2 separate regions of the Mus musculus genome follow, and region 2 is linked to region 1. The links are chromatin loops, found by intact Hi-C in ENCODE. Cell type or tissue: left cerebral cortex. All regions are shown on one strand.

Region 1 (8,000 bases):
ACTTGAAGGGTCTGGTCATCATATTTCCAGAATCAAGAGCAGAATGCAAAGACTGCACACACTTGCTTACTTATTTGTTTGCTTTTCCTCGGCTCACCTTATACAGCTCAGGGCCCTCCACCTAGGAAGTAATGACTGCTTCAGTTTACATACTGAAGATCATCCCCTATAAACACACCTCCCAGGCCAGCCTGATCTGGAGAAGCCCTCATTTAAACACTTTTCCGGCATCTCCAGTCCATTTGACAACTACAACTTACCGCCAGGCCTCCCTCATGTCATCCTTAATATACTTCTGTCTCTGCATTCAACCGACTCTTCAGAGAGACGGGTTACCCATGCTCTCCTTGCTTAGACAGGAGCAAGGAGATATCAAGGGAGACACCCATCCCCAGGGTAGCCATTCGAAAGAAGGTCATTGTGGAGTTCTTGCTATCGTCCCTTTACTTTCCTCTAACAAAATTTTAATGCTGGTATTTCTACCAGTCACGTTGGTTAATGTTACAGCTGACTGGTAGAGGTTTAACTGAACTACCATCCTACCAGACAAGGAAGCCAGTACCACCTTGGCTCAGTATGTGGGGAAACAGTGTCTTTTCTCTCATGCTAGAGTGGGAGTTGGTTACTAAGAGCATGGTAGAAACTGTGTTCCTGAAATGGGTCTGGTGGCATAGGCCCGTCATGTTAGCTACTCAGGATGATAAACTGAAAAGGTTACAAGTTCTAGGCTAGCTTGGGGAACATAATGAGACCCTATCTCAAAACTAAATGTAAAAGGAGTGCCAGGAATGTAGGCCAATGGTAAGGCACTGACCTAGAATCCACCAGGTATGAAACAAGGGCATGGCTCAGTTGTAGAGCACTTGTCTAGAACCCCACAGTGAGGGGCTGAAGGCATGGATTAGTTAAGGAATAGAGCATGGTTCTGTAGTAGAGCACTTGCCCCAAATCTGATACAGACCCTGCCTAGAATCCCCCAGTGAGGGGCAGGGGGTGTGGTCAGGGATAGAGCTCCTGTCTAGAATCCCCCAGTGAGGTACCAGCATGTAGCTCAGGGGTAGAACACTTGCTGAGGATGTTCAAGGTCCTGAATGAAAATATTGAGACCTAAGACTTTTTTAACTAGGAGAGTCATGATGAAGCCGATTATGAATGTGAGATGTAGCAGTGAGTGTTGAAAGAATTGTGCTCCAGTAGCCTGGCTCATGGCCATCATTTTGAGGGACTTGGGCTTCATCATACCCCACAGAGGCTGCCATCCCCTCTGCCAGCTGCCATGTGCCCTGGAGTTTGTACTCAGCAGTATGGAGAGTTTTGTCACAGCTGCTTGCCAGCTAGAGAAGTTTCGTAACAACGTACTTTGGTGTTCTTTTGCTTCTCCTTTGTTCTTATTTATGGTGTATGTCTTTCTGTGGTGTGTGTGCCTGTGTGTTTGCACCTGCAAGCTCCCGTGCTGAAGCTTGAACAGGACATCAAATGCCCTGTGCTAGCACTCTCTTCCTTAGGGCCTTCAGACAGGCTTTCTCACTGAAGCTCCGGTCAGGCTGGCAGCCAGCAAGTCTCAGACATAAAGCGCCAAATTTTTTTATGTATGGAAAGGCAATTTATTCATTACACTTACACATTCATAAATTCTATTCCTGCAGCCTCATTTTTCTCAAAAATAACTTTATTGAGACATGGTTTGCATACCATAAAATTGACCTTCGAAGTTCATCTTCCTGTCTCTGTCTCCTACAATGCCAGGCTTGCTAACAAGTGGATCCCAAGCCAGCTTTGTATATGGGCACGGGATTTGAACTCAGGTCATCATGCAAGGGCACTTTCGTACTGAGCCATCTCTTGAGCCTTAGGATTAGATAGACTATTCTGTCTTTTGATATTGGAGGCTCTGAGGCCCATGGTAGAACCTAAGAGTTTACATTTGTGAGGTATACAACCAGTCCTAAGTGCGACTTGTCAGGATGCAGTATTAATTAAAATTCTGCACAGCAAAGCTCAACCCAGCAAATGGTCCAGTGCACATGCTGCCATGGGTAATGACAGGGTCCTCTGACTCCTCCTCTCCCTTCTCCTCAGACAGACTGCCTTTAAAATATTGTTATGTGTTAGATGGATGGTCTGAGGAGTCTTCAAACTCCTTCAAAACAAAATTTTGTGTATGGAAAGAAAACTCATTCCATATATTTACACTTTCATAATAAATTCTACCCCTGAAATATTATTTTCCTGGAAAATAGCTTTATTGAAAGATGGCTCAGATGCCATAAAGTTCGCCTTTTAAAAACACACAGTTGAATGACTGTTAGTATATTCAGACATTTAGTAGCTCAGATGACTGTCACTGCTACTTACTGCCTGCCATTTCCATCAGTGACAAGGAAACACTCTTGATTTTCTCATACTTTTATTTTATTTTTCCTTTTTCTGATGAACCAGTTATCCTAAGTTCCCATGTCAAAAGCACTCTGCTATATGAGTCATCTCTGTCTCTGTCTCTGTCTCTGTCTTTCTCTGTCTCTGTCTTTCTCTGTCTGTCTGCCTCTGTCTGTCTCTCTGTCCACAGTTATGTATGTCTGTGTATGGATAGGTACACTTGAGTACAGGAGCCTATGGACACCAGAAAAAGGCATCAGTTCTTCTGGAGCTAGAGTTAGAAATGGCTGTGATCCATTGGATGTGGGTGCTGGGAGATGAAGAGCAATACACACTCATAACCACTGAGCCCCGACATTACCAACTCACAGAGTTGCCCCAGCTTGCCTGCAGGATTAATAAGCATGCTAGTCCTATGATCCTTCTCAGACTTACTTTGTTCTCATTCATCTGAATAGTTTCATGTTCACCCCTGTGTCTAAGATGATCCCTTGCTTTGTGTCTTCTGGTCCTTCCAGCTTTCTCCAGAATCGGCTGTTGCTTGTTTCCTTGATTTCTCTCGTCTACTTAGAGTAACATTCCACATTCACAAATTTTAGCATCCGCTGACCTCCTGATGCCCCTTCGAGTTCCCCAAGCTACTCTCCCATCTCTTTACCACAAGTCCTTTAGAAAGCACAGTTTGCACGCTGGGTATCTTTCCCACCCACTCTTAGCAAGCTTCTTGTGCTCATCTTTCTGCCTTCGTTGCTTGACTATGATTTCTCTACGTGCAATTCATGGCACCATCTCATTTCCAAATCCCAGCCCATGACCATAAGGTGACGCGACACTCTTTTGACAACCATTTTATCCTTTGGCTTCTGCACCTTTGACTTCAGTGTTCAGTGCTTTTCCCGAGTGTAGCTGCCCACTTCTATCACACTCTTTCTATTTTCTCCTCGCCGATTCTCGTAGCGCCATATGGTTCCTCTCTGTGTGGATAGAGTCCAGAATCTCTTCACCACTCCGATGTCCTGCCAGCTCTCCAACTCATCACTTACAACAGAACTCACACGCTGGCAGATGCTGTCTTGCTGAGTTCCTGCCACGGCGCAACCCACGTCGGAAGCCGGACATCTATCACCTCCGTGTCTGCCAAAGATGACAGCCATCGTGTAGTCAATAGCTCTTGGGTTCCATCTTGGCTGAGACTCTCCATCCATCATCCCTGCTTCTCTTTGTCCTCATCTAGGTCCAAGGCTTCACTCCTGTTCTCTAGACTGTCACCAGACATGCCTCTCACCCTGTCCCATTCCATTTTAACACGGCTGCCAAGTCGTCGTCATTCTCCAACGACCTGTTGTTATGTTGCTTCCTTAACCAACAGTCTTTCAGATCCCTCAAACCTTCTGATCTCTTAACTGAGCGTTCACATAGCTCCTATCTTTCCAGCTTTGTTTCTCATTCTTCCGCACGGCCTCTGTGTTGTAGCATAAGCAAAACTGGAACCCTTCTTTACCGTGTTTCTAGGTTCTAAGCACCAACACGTCTGTCTTAGTTAGGGTTTTACTGCTCTGAGCAGATCCCATGACCAAAGAAACTCTTATAAGGACAACATTTAATTGGGGCTGGCTTATAGGTTCAGAGAGGTTCAGTCCATTATCATCAAGATGGGAGCATGTCAGCATCCAGGCAGGCATGGTGCAGGAAGAGCTGAGAGTTCTACATCTTCATCTTAAGGCTGTTAGTAGAATAGTGACTTCCAGGCAGCTAGGATGAGGGTCTTAAAAGCCCACACCCACAGTGACACCCTATGCCAACAAGCCCACACCTTCTAATAGTGCCACTCATATACAAACCATTGAAATATCTTATAGATTTAATCTAAAATGTCCTTTGTTTTCACGACTGTTTACACTCTATTTTGTTCATACTCATTATGCATAATAGTAGATTTCAGGTGACATTTCTATATATGTATATGAATATATTTTAACAATAGTCACCACCCACAACCCTTTCTTGTCCTCTTTCTCTCTGATCCCCGTCTTTCTCCCATACTCTTCTACTTTTATGCCTTCTTTTTGTATGTGTTCCAATGAGCTTAACTAGGGCTCTTTATAGGAGCATGGTGAAGGCTTATTTACAGGAGCACAAGCTCTTTGTCAGTCCTTGCTCCACCAAAGAAAATGACTCCACCACAGTAACACGGAGCAGTCAGGTGAGGTCCTGAAGAAGGGGGCAGGGCCTCGTGATCCACTTCCCCTTAACTGTCCATACATCCTCAGGGAGCAGCCTGTGACACCCCTCCATTCCAGCAACTGTTAATTGTCTGTAGATACTCTGGAAAGAGTGGGGATATAAGAGCTGAGCCACTTCCCTTGCTAGCAACTGGTAACTGTCTATGGATTCTCCGGGAGGGTCAGACAGGGCCCTAGACACTCATCCCACTCCATAATGGGTTGTTTACCTTTGTCTCAGCTCTTAAGTGTTAACATTCTTTCATCTCAGCGAGATCTTGTTAAAATACATTTTCTTGCTCCTTTGGAGTTCCAGAATTCCTCACCTACGTCTATGTAAGTAACAGGAAAGGATGTTTTGTTCTATTCAATTTTATTTACTTGTGTGTGTGGGGGCGGGTCATTGGGGGAATGTGGAGGTCGAGAGAAAATGTGCAGGTCTCAGTTCTGACCTTCTATGTTGGTTCTGGGGATGGAACGCAGGTCATTAGCCTTGACAGCAAGTGCCTTTGCCATCTTCCAGGCCTGGATTTTTCACACTTTGTCTTCGATGGCAGTTATTCATGTACTTGTCACGTGTGGTCCTCATAAACAGGACCTGTGTCTTTCCCATTGTCATATCTCCTAACACAGCAATAGTATACCACTTGATGTCATATACTCTAAGTATGTATTGATTGAGTGAATGAATCCTTTTCGCCTCTGTAAAAATCAGAAATTATGAAAACTTGAACTTGGTGGGTGACAGTCATTTAAGTTACTGTCAAGACAATTCTGAATAATATGTGAACTCAGATTTTTTTTTTAGTCAACTGAGGTTCAAGGGTTGAGTATAAGGAAGAGTGCCTGCCAGCATTCATACCCTGCAATACTCATGTGTGCAGACTGTGGAGGGTCGCCATTAGCGGGTCCTTTATCACATGATCCTCTATGGTGTTATATGCTTAAGGCTTTCTCTATGGCTCTATGAGCATGGCGGTCTCTCTATGCTTTTGTAAGCTTGTGAAAACAACATTACACTTATAATTCAATTTATATTGGGATAAAGCGCATTCTGGGGAGTTTGGGTGGCTTAAGCAGTGACCTGGTCCAGCCTGGCCTCTCCAGTTCTAGGCATGGCATTGACCTCTGTCTTCTCTTGGAATCACTCTTCTCCCTCTGCTGGAAGGAGGTCGGTGACTCCCTTGAGCTCCAAATGGCAAGTGCCTCAAAAACAGCCAAATGGAAATTGTGATTTCACTGAACTCAGAACCAAATCTTCATTTTTTTTTTTCTTTATAGAAACATTTTGTGTGCCACATGCCTTGGGAGCCAAAACGAAATCATACTTTGGCTCGCCGCTCTACCTTGCTAAGCTTAGACACTGTAAATACCCTCCTCTTCTCTCATAACATTACATATTTTCACGAATTCATCATAAAGGAGCCACTTTGTAGGTTTGGCTGGTACCAGTGAAAACTTCATTTTCTATTTCACAGCAACTTTTCAGTGGAGGAAAAAAAAAAGTGGGGGGAGCTATGTTGAAAGATTTGGGTTCACCATCAAGATACTGATGCCTGCAGATAGAGCTATATAGAAAACAGCAAGAAGAATGCAAAGATGCTCACATAGACTCTAGGTGACTAGTCTTCCTTGGAGAACATGAGTAAAATAGAGGATCCACTTTCATCTTGATGTATGAATTAATTCCAAAGTGTATCGTATTTTAGGAATGTTCTTCTGCTGTCCTGATTCACCTTAAACTTGTCAACATACTGAATAAGAGAGAGATGTTTGCATTATTTGTGGATAGAAGTCCCTGTCACTTTGAATAATAGAAATTAATGGTTCTTAGACTTTGGTGTATATCACAGTCCCATGAAGGCCACAGTGAATACATGCTGGAGGGCTGAGGGTGTGGTAAACCTCTTGCCCAGAATTTTCCAGAGAGGGATTGTGGGTGTGTATCAGTGGGGACAGCACCTGCCTCCTAGATTCTCCCAGTGAGGGCTTGGGGCATAGTTCCATGGTAGAGCATATGGTTAGAATCTCCCAGTGAGGTGCTGTGGATGTCACTCAGTAGTAGAGTTTTTGTGTAGAACCCTCTACAAAGAACTGGGGATGTAGCTTAGCCATAGAGCACTTGCCTAGAATCCCCCATTGATAGGCTGAGGCCACAGCTCAGTGGTAGAACTTATTCCTAGCATGTACAAAATCTTGAATTAAATCCTTATTACTACCAAACACACACACACACACACACACACACACAGTAAAAATGTTGTTAGACCTCTCACTGCAAGATATTCTGGTTCAGTATTTATAGGTTAAGACTCTTTACAGTTTGTAGTATGTGTCACCACATCCTAAAAAGGTGTCCATATTAGTTTTAAGAAATACCGTATATATATTCAAGATTGACTTTGCACTCCTGATCTTCCTACCTCCACTTCAGTAGTTCTGAGATTGTAGTCATGTACTACCACACCTAAAGAGGAGGCCAGAGAGAACAACTATTGGTTTTGTTTGTGTTTAGTCAAGAGTTCTCGTCTAGAATTTCTTTTGCTGTCATTCAGCGTATCTTTCATTAGCCCTGCTTCCTCCCTGGTGTGATCCTGCTGCCTCATCCCCCAAGGGCTTCCTCAGTCCCAGCTCTGTGCAGGTATCACAAAGACCTTCCTAGCTCCCCAGATAAAACTGCTTCTGGGAGATAACGCACTGACTCATGACAGTAGTCAGGGTCTGATGAGAGAGAGCTCAGTTGGTTCAGTGTTTGCCTATTAAGACTGGGGACCCAAGTTTGATCCCCAGAACCCACATTAAAAAAAGGAAAGGGAAGAAAAGAAAAGGAAAAAAAAGAAGGGAAAAAAGAAAAAAAAAGTAGGTGGCTCAACCTTATAAATATCTCAAGCTTGTAATCTTAGCACCAGTGGGGAGGCAGAAACAGGTGGATCTGTGAGGCTTGCTGGAGAGCCTGTCTAACTGAATAGGTGAGGCCCAGTAAGATGGACAGCCATTGAAGAATCCTAGCTAAGGTTAGCCTCTGACCTACACATGCATGTATAATCGCATGTACATACATGAAATACATTCAGTTTTTAAAGATGTGTGTGTGTGTGTGTGTGTGTGTGTGTGTGTGTATGCACACTCGTGTGCACGCTATAAAGCATGCGCAGAAGTTGAGAGTCAACTCTGTGGGTTCAGTTCTCTTCTACCATGTGAGTTCTGGGAGTCAAACTCATGTTTGCCAGGTTTGTGTGTCAAACATGTTTCCCAGTCCACCACAAACAATGCGTATTTTTAAAAGATAAAATTAATTGCACGATTGATCACTTTCCAAACTAGTCAGGTGCCTTTGCAGCATCCTGAGCCTGCCAACCCTGCTAGAGCGAGTTCTTGCAGTTTGCAGCTGTCTGTACAGCC
Region 2 (8,000 bases), 52 kb after region 1:
TGACATTTTCAATGATAAGATACACTGTGCCAAATCTGTGACATCCTCCTCTTTGAAACATGCTGCTTCATGTCTCATTTTTGTCACACCAGATTTTCACTTCATAGACCCCCAAAAACAGTTTTAAAGAGAAATTGATTTTTTTTTTTTGGTTCATGGTAGAAAGATTGTACTTCCTCCTGTGTATTTATAATGTCATGTCTACCTGCCTTTGACTGACCTCCTTGTTTCCTCCTACTTTTCCATAGCTTCCTAGTAGAAATGTCAGTGGTGTACTGCTAAGAATTTCCTCACAGGGCAGGGTGGACAGGGCTGGGGGTGGGGGCTCTGCTGTCTTCTGTGGGTGGGTGTTGGGGAAGGGGCATCTCCCCAGCAGGTCTCCCCTCTACCTGAAAGCTGAGGCCCAGCCTCAGTGTATACAGATCAACGCAGATGAAGAAGGAATCCAGACTCTGAGCCTTCAGAAGATCAAAATCGGGACCAGTAAAGTAGGTTTTCTGTTGACTAAAGCAAAAGGTTTATGGGTGTGTTTTTTTCTTCCTTGCTGTTGACATCTGCCAAACAAGTGTCTTTCCATTTTTTTCTGATGCCTTGTGTAACTTAAAAACTTACCTGAATCTCAGAGTGTGTGCACTCCATGGTCCCAAAGCAATCGGTCAGTCCTCCCTTCCCCTGTGCCCCGTTCCATGATTTCCACCTCCTTCCTGCTGGCTTATCCTCCCCAGAATCCCACGGTTGGTTCTCGTGCCTGATCGTTCCCCATCCATCTCTCGGACTTTCTCCCTCCGCCTCCACCACAGCCTCCAGGAGAGATCTGAAGGCTCCTGTTCTCCACCGTCATTAATTTGAATTCAGCATATGTAGCCGGTTATAAAACCCGAGACACCATCATCTGAGCAGGTCAAGCATATTCAGATGAAGACAAATGGTGCTTATTTGATTTCCTTAAAATCAGGAAATGAAAAAAGTGCTCTCTGGAGAAATCACGCTCCGCCTGACTTAGATGATAGACCAGCTCGTGTCCCCCAGATAAGAACAGCCTCTCGCCTGGAGGTTTTTATCTCTGAAGGACGGCCAGGACTGTCAGCCTGCTGACATGTGCATTATCCATGTCATTTTAAACAAAGTGACCTATGGAAGGGTGCGCCGTGCTGTGACATGGTAATGGGCTGTTGGATGACAGCGGAGGTACACACTGGGTAGGGGGCTGCGGGCTGCTCTTTTGTTTAACTGACAAGTCAGTGCTTCCTGCCTCCAACCCCCAGGAGAGAATCTTAGCTCCTTAGAAGTAGGACCTTGTGTATTTTGGACAGCCAACTTGTGTCAGGATACGTGACAGCATACAAAGTTCAATCGCTGCCCATGCTAGCTCCAAGGTCACATGGACATAGGACAAAACCCTCCATAATTCTGTGGGGCGCCTTTGGCACCCAGGAAGATGCTGCAGCCTTTTGACCATTTTGAGAGCTCTACAGGAAAGCGACAGCTGGCCTCACTTCTACAAGAGGGCTGATTTTATTCAAGGTCTTTGTGTGCACACTTGCGTATATGTGCAGTTTCCTGTAAGGGTGGGTCCATGTGTACCTGTGTGCAGGTACATGCAGAGGCCATTACCAAGTGTTGCCTATATGATTTTTAGGATAGACTCTTGTTAGCCTGGAGTTCACTAAGAAGGCCAGGTTTTCTGGCCAGCAAACTGTAGGAACTGTCCTGTCACTGCCTGCCCAGGACTGGGATCCTAAGCCTGTGGGTTCTGGGCATTGAAGTCATGTTTGAACAGAAAGCTCTTTCAAACAAGCTCTCCCGCTAGTCCAGGCATCTTTATTTCAAAAGCCTGAATGCATAGACCTGTCATGCCAACATCTAGGAGACTGGGTCAGCAGAATTTCAAGTTTCACACCAGCATGTCCTACATAGGGAGCCTCTATTTCAAATAAATAAGTAAAGTGGATTCCATATTGACACAGCTGCCTGCAGTAGTGGGAGAAGGTGGTAAAAATTCCTCATTGCTATTTTTTTCATAGTATCTCAGTCAAGGCTCTTGGCCTTGGTTATACCCCAGAATCTCCAAGGAACTACCCCAGACCTGGTCTCCATTCCAGGTCCCTTGCCCTGGAGTCTCTGAGGACATCCACCATCATTAATCTAGATCCTTAGGCTCTGGTTGTTTCTAGAATGGCATGGTTGTCGTCATTAGAAATATTGGAAGGGGATGATCAAGGTGATTGGGAGCAGCAGCAAAAAGCCAGAAAAATGAACAACTGAGTCCCAGGCTGTGTGAGGAGAGTAAACAGGCAGGACTAAGGGTAAGACATCAGTCGGTGGGCAGGGGGCAGGAGGCACGGTCTTTTTGTGCACGGTACACCCCCTGCTTAAGCACTGGGGTGTAATTTGTTTGCATCTTGAAGATCATGAAGGCTTTTGAAACTGGGAGCTACGCCCTCTCTGCTATCCCTGCTCTAACATGGGTGTTTCTCCAGGGGGTTCCCAGCAGGGACCCAGGAGCCTCTAATTGCACCAGCGCCTGCCTGGCCCACGTGTAGTTAAGTCTGCCAGCCTTCTCCTTTTCCAGCTGAGACAGGGTAGTGTTTATCACCAACCTGAACACCATCCTCCCAGCTTTGCAGGGGCCCTGTCAGCCTGCTCCATGGCTGGGCCTTTCCCTGGAGCCCCTGAGCCCACTAGGGTGCTTGCTGGCACCGCATGGAGGATTCGAATACAAATATGAATTGCTAATGGTGGTGTAGATGCCACTCAGCATCCTGGGATCCCTTCAGCAAGTCCCACCGGGGCTGCTGTTGTAGCCAAAAGTGAGACTTGCAGGAGGGACATGGTGGGAATTCTCTCCGGAAGACCTGTCATTCTAACTCCGTGGGGATCCGCAGAACCGGCAGTCTAAAATTAGGGTACGGTATTTCACACAGCTGACTGAATTAAGATAAACTCGGCTTTCTTCGGATACGAAGCTATAATTTATAAAATGATACCCTTACTAATTAATGTGAAAGTATCTGGGAAAGGGCTGGGAAAGCAGAGCCCGTTCTGAAATGCAGGAGACAGACTTGCCCGTGGAATGGATCCGATGAGACCCCCACTGCAAGCATCCTCAGCCAGAGGAACAGCATTTCGTGTTCGCAGCAGAGAACCTGGAAGACTCCTGGGAAGGGAGAAATGGGGCGGTGAATTAAGTAGGCGGTGAACCTAGCATCGTGGATGTGGGATGTCTCTTCATTTGTCATGAGGAACAAGGAAGAGGCAGCACTTGGCCCCCTTATCACCCAAATTAAGCAATTACACCAATCCCACGCTGGAGGAGCATCGCTGTCAGGAGAACAGTGTAGCAGCAATAGTGTTTCTGCACCCGTGCTCTGCATTTTCTTTTCTCTCACACTGGCAGCACCCTCACTCTGTAAAGTAACACCCCTCATTTGGTTATGAAATTAATGTCAAGATTTAAATTCACAATCTCTCCACCTACCCACTTCTCTTTGGCCGTGTGAGCCAAGGGATGGCGGATCAGAAGGAATCTCTAATCTCGTTCCTGGCTCTGTCCCTTGTCATTTCTATATGCAGGGTGATGCTTAGTATTGTGGTGTAGGAGATGGGGTGACATGGTACCACCGTGCTCTTGGAAGAGTAGAGTACAGGGTGTGTGCCTGCCCTCCCTAGCTGTTAACTGAACTTGTTTACTTGGATCAAGACTCACACTGGGCAAGAGGAAATCGGTGCTCTAGCTCAAGGACCTTGAGTCCTGCACAAGACCCAAGGGACCCCAGAACTCAGGTCTCGATAGAAGCACTAGATTTTAAAAGGTCTCTAAAACCATATCCTTTCAACCCCCTTATCTAAACATATTATTCATACACATCAGAGTAATGTGGGGCCGTTGTAAAATGAGCAGGCAGCCATTAAGTAATAGATGATACCCATTTGCCCCATTGGCAGCTGTTCCCAGGTATCAAACCTTTCCTATTTGCAGGGGAAAGCTTTTCTTCAGGCCTAAGGGGGCCAGGGATAGTATTTCTTTTTTAACCTGAGGTAATATTCACAAAGCTTCTGAGGTAATATTTTTGCTCACTTTTTTTTTTATTTGTTCTTTGAGAATTTGGTACAATGGATTGTTGTTCTTCATGTATTTGAGACAAGGTCTCAGGGTGTAGCTCTAGATGTCTTAGAGTTATGTTAAGCAGACTTGCCTTGAACTCACAGAGATCTGCCTTCCTGCTTGCTTGTGCCTCCCATTGTGGGGATTAAAGGTGTCCATCACCACACTCAGGCCCTCATAGAATCTGTATTGATCATACTCACTTCCTCAATTCCTCCCAAATGCACCCTTCCTCCCTACCCATTCAACTGTGTCCTTCAGGATTTTCTTGTTGTTATTGCTCTATATTTACTTATGTGTTTATTAATCTTCAACTTTTAATACATCTTTAATTAGTAATATAATAAAAAAGATTATATCAGCTTCCCCCTTACAAACTCCCATGCCCTCCCAACTCTCAGGGTAATATTTTATCACTGAAACTGGGTCAGGAAATAAAGCTTAGTGGGTAGTGCTCTTACTTAGCATGCTGGGAAACCCCGGGTTCCATCCTCCACATCACATAAGCCAGGTAAAGTGGAAGGTGCATGTAGACACAGCTCTTGGGAGGTAGGGCCAAGAGAGCAGAAGTTCAAGGCCTTCCTCAGCCACATAGTTAACTGGAGACCATCTTGGGCTACTGTCTTCAAAGAAAAGGTTTTCTTTCATTGTTGTTCTTGGTCATGATGCAACTCATGTATTAGGGAAGAGATCTAACCATGGCTTCTTTTCCTAATCCAGCATAGACCACACACACATGCACTCTCCACTTGGCTCAGGAAGGACTTTGAAACTGCTGAAAAGTCAAACTGGAGACGAGGCATTGTGGCTTTGTGCTTCTAACAGAAGAGTCTTGCTGCTTGATTGCCAGGCCATGTGTTACCCTTGTTAAAGGCCGTGCATCCTCAGCAATGTTCTAGAAACTGAGGAGGCCCTCATTATGGCTTGTGCAGTCTCCATCCTTGGTTTGTCAATCAGCTGCATCTTGATCCAAGGGCTGAAGAGACGGCTCAGTGGATAAGAGTACTCAGATCCCAGCACCCACATAGAAATACCAGTGTGGTCATATGTTCTTATAACTCCAGTGCTACGGAGGTGGGAGGACTGTAGACAAGAGGATCACTAGAGCTTACTAGCTACCTACCTAGCTCCAGGTCCAGTGAGAGAACCTGTTTCAAGGGAATAAGGCCGAGAGTGATAGAGAAATATACCCAACATCCTCTTCTGGCTTCTGTTACCATGGAAACACACCTGTGCACGTACCCCTTCAATGCACACACATACGCACGCAAAAGCACAAAGACATACCCCAATTGAGAGACCACTGAGATGTGCTTTCCTGTTTTACAGTTTTTCAGCCAGGAAAAGGATCATCACTGTCCAGCCCTCCCAGAAGCAAAAGCAAATAGCCACCACCCAAAAGAGTGGGAACTGTGGTTTGTGCTTGTGGCTCTGCTCCTTCACTCAGCACTGAGCAGAAATGAAGCACTGAGTATTTTGCTGGCGTTGCGTTTTCGTTCTTATAAGGAGAGCGCGTAGAAGCCCTGTTCCATGGTCTGGCGCTCCAACCTGGGTCTTCCCTAGCCATTCCAATGTCTGCTTTCCGGGCTCCAACAAATATGCAGTCTCTTCCCCTTGCCTCTGCACTTCTGCAGTTTGATTTTCTCATAAAAACATCTCTGAGCCATTTGTAAATTTCCTAGCATTCGGGGTACAATTTCTACAGCTGTTGGCTGAGTTTCAATAGCTTTCTCATTTTGGAGTCTCAATTTCCAAAATGCCTATCAACCTCTCCTTACCCCTCCAATATTATGTCTGGGTTAAGATGACATTTTATTATTCTTCCAATGTTATCGTGTTTCGAATTGGCTTAATTACCCCCATATCCACTCAGCATTCCTATTGATGCCATCTCCAGATTAAATATCTACTGGAAATTATTTTAAATCCTGAATCTTATTATTTTTTTTCTTCTTTCTATCATAGCTTTTTCAGGCCAAAGTAAAACTGGATGTCTGTGTACAGTGTTCTTTTCAGTTTATAGCACTTCATATCCCTGAACAACCTGGGTTTTAATACACAGATTTAAATGTTTTAATTACATTTTTTTCTGCATGTGGTAGATACATGTGTACCTTGGCACACATGTGCAAAACAGAGGATGGTCTATGGGGGTTTGTTCTCTCCTTCCATTAAGTGGATTTCAGTGATAGAACTCACACCTTTCAGCGTGGAAGCCAGTGTTTTACCCGCTGAGCCATCTCAATGGTACCCTGCATATCTGTTATATGTAGGTAGGAACTGTTGGGAATTTGTCAAGATATCTTCAGCTGAACTTTTGTTTCTTGGGGTAAATGGAATGAAGAGTAAGATCCTGTGAAAGCATTTTGTTTTCCACAGTGGTGGATCACAGAGAGGAACCCTTGAAGACGAGTTTCTAGCTTCTTGCAGCCAGCCAGCTTCCAGGCTATAGACAAACCTCCTGATGGTATTGGGTCTTGAAATCATTATCTGTAGCGGGGCTGGATTAGATAACCTTGCACTGGGTATCCTGGTTTCTCCATATAGCTGTCTGCGTAAAAGGCATGATTAAACCCAAAGTATGTGGGGGTGGGGGTGGGGGTGAAGTGTCTTATGGAGCCAAGGATGACTTTGAATTCCTGATCCTTCTGGCTTCATCCCACAAGTGCTGGGATCATAGGTGTGTTTGCTACTACAGCTGGTTTATGCATTGCTGGATGTAGAACCCAGGCCTTTGTACACACTAGGCAAACACTCTTCCTACTGAGCTATGTCTCCAGCCTTACAATTCTCAATGGTGGTTTTTTGTTTGATTGATTGATTTTTGTTGTTGTTGTTGGTTTTTTTTGTCAAGATGGCAGTAGTATTCCACAAGAGCTGTTTTATTCTTCACTCTCTTTTGAACACATGAGGGGAAAAAGGCATGGTGGACAAACTTGGGCACGTGTATGTGGACTCATTTACGTAGTTGAAAGGAGTGTGCCTGCGGGTCCATTGCCTATGTGTGCTGCCTCCTTTAGCTGCTCATATATAGCCACACAGTCTTTTTCCATCATTTACTTTATAGAGTCTGGACTCAGCTGGAACGTAACAAAGACAGAAATTAGCTCCTTCAACATTCTTCAGTCTTTAATATGTTTTGGGAAAGTATAGACACGAAATAAAGATCACCCTTTTATGTTTCATGAGCTCAATTAATTGGTAAGGAGTCTCATTTGACTGATGAAAGGAGTACTGGAAGCATCTGAAATTGAGCACCTGGTTCTATATCCCCATTCTCTTAGGTGAGCTACTATCTTGGGTCTTATGGCTTCCATGAAAGGAGAGTTGCCAAGCCATAGACCAGTGTGTCAGAGTCGATGCCTTTGGGCTTCATGAGATTGGCCAGAGTTCTGTGCTTGTCCAGAGACTCTTACTTCTTTCATATGAGAGTTGGGAGAGTGTTCTGTGCTCAAGAGAATCGTGTGGATGTCTCTTTAGTCATAGACATGTGTATTTATTTGTTTCTGTGGCTGTCCTAGTTCTTCCCACCACACCTTCTGTATAGCCTGGCGGTTACAGCTAACTGTTCCGCATCACTGTGCTGTTCCAGTATGATCAATCCCATAAGATGTATGTATCACAATAAGATGTCTCTGTTAGGATGTATCACTAGTTGTCTCGATTCTAATTCGTAAAGAAGTCTCAAAACTTACTTTGAGGAGTCATCTCAGTTGATAAAGGGCTTACCTCACAAGCATGAAGACCAGACTTCTATCCCTGCATCCATGTTAGAAAGCTGGGCATGTAATCTTAATGCTGGAGAGGCAGAGACAGGGGCTTGCTAGCCAGCTAGCTTACACTACTTAGTGAACCCAAGGCCAGTGAGAGACACTAAAAAAAAAAAAAAAAAAAG

The links. Hi-C counts contacts between places; a loop is a spot of excess contacts. Peaks named below come from ENCODE experiments on the same cell type or tissue, not always from the same donor. Only the 100,000 strongest peaks of a DNase experiment are listed, where the experiment ranks them.
Region 2: a loop joins it to region 1, with 8 times the contacts of the local background. A loop is called at or near these places in 4 of 42 quality-filtered maps.

Annotation. Positions count from the first base shown.
Region 1 is chr5:131,814,941-131,822,940 of GRCm38, reverse strand. The region is part of intron 4 of Auts2 (autism susceptibility candidate 2); the gene reads left to right. Among named protein-coding and RNA genes, the nearest start is that of 4930563F08Rik, 61 kb to the left of the region's middle. In left cerebral cortex, no CTCF peak of the experiment used is centred here; DNase peaks (open chromatin) are centred at 1,481, 2,714, 3,374, 5,930 and 1 more place; H3K27ac peaks cover 1,005 bases.
Region 2 is chr5:131,762,650-131,770,649 of GRCm38, reverse strand. The region is part of intron 5 of Auts2 (autism susceptibility candidate 2); the gene reads left to right. Among named protein-coding and RNA genes, the nearest start is that of 4930563F08Rik, 110 kb to the left of the region's middle. In left cerebral cortex, a CTCF peak has its summit at 3,324; DNase peaks (open chromatin) are centred at 2,611, 2,896 and 3,289; H3K27ac peaks cover 1,320 bases.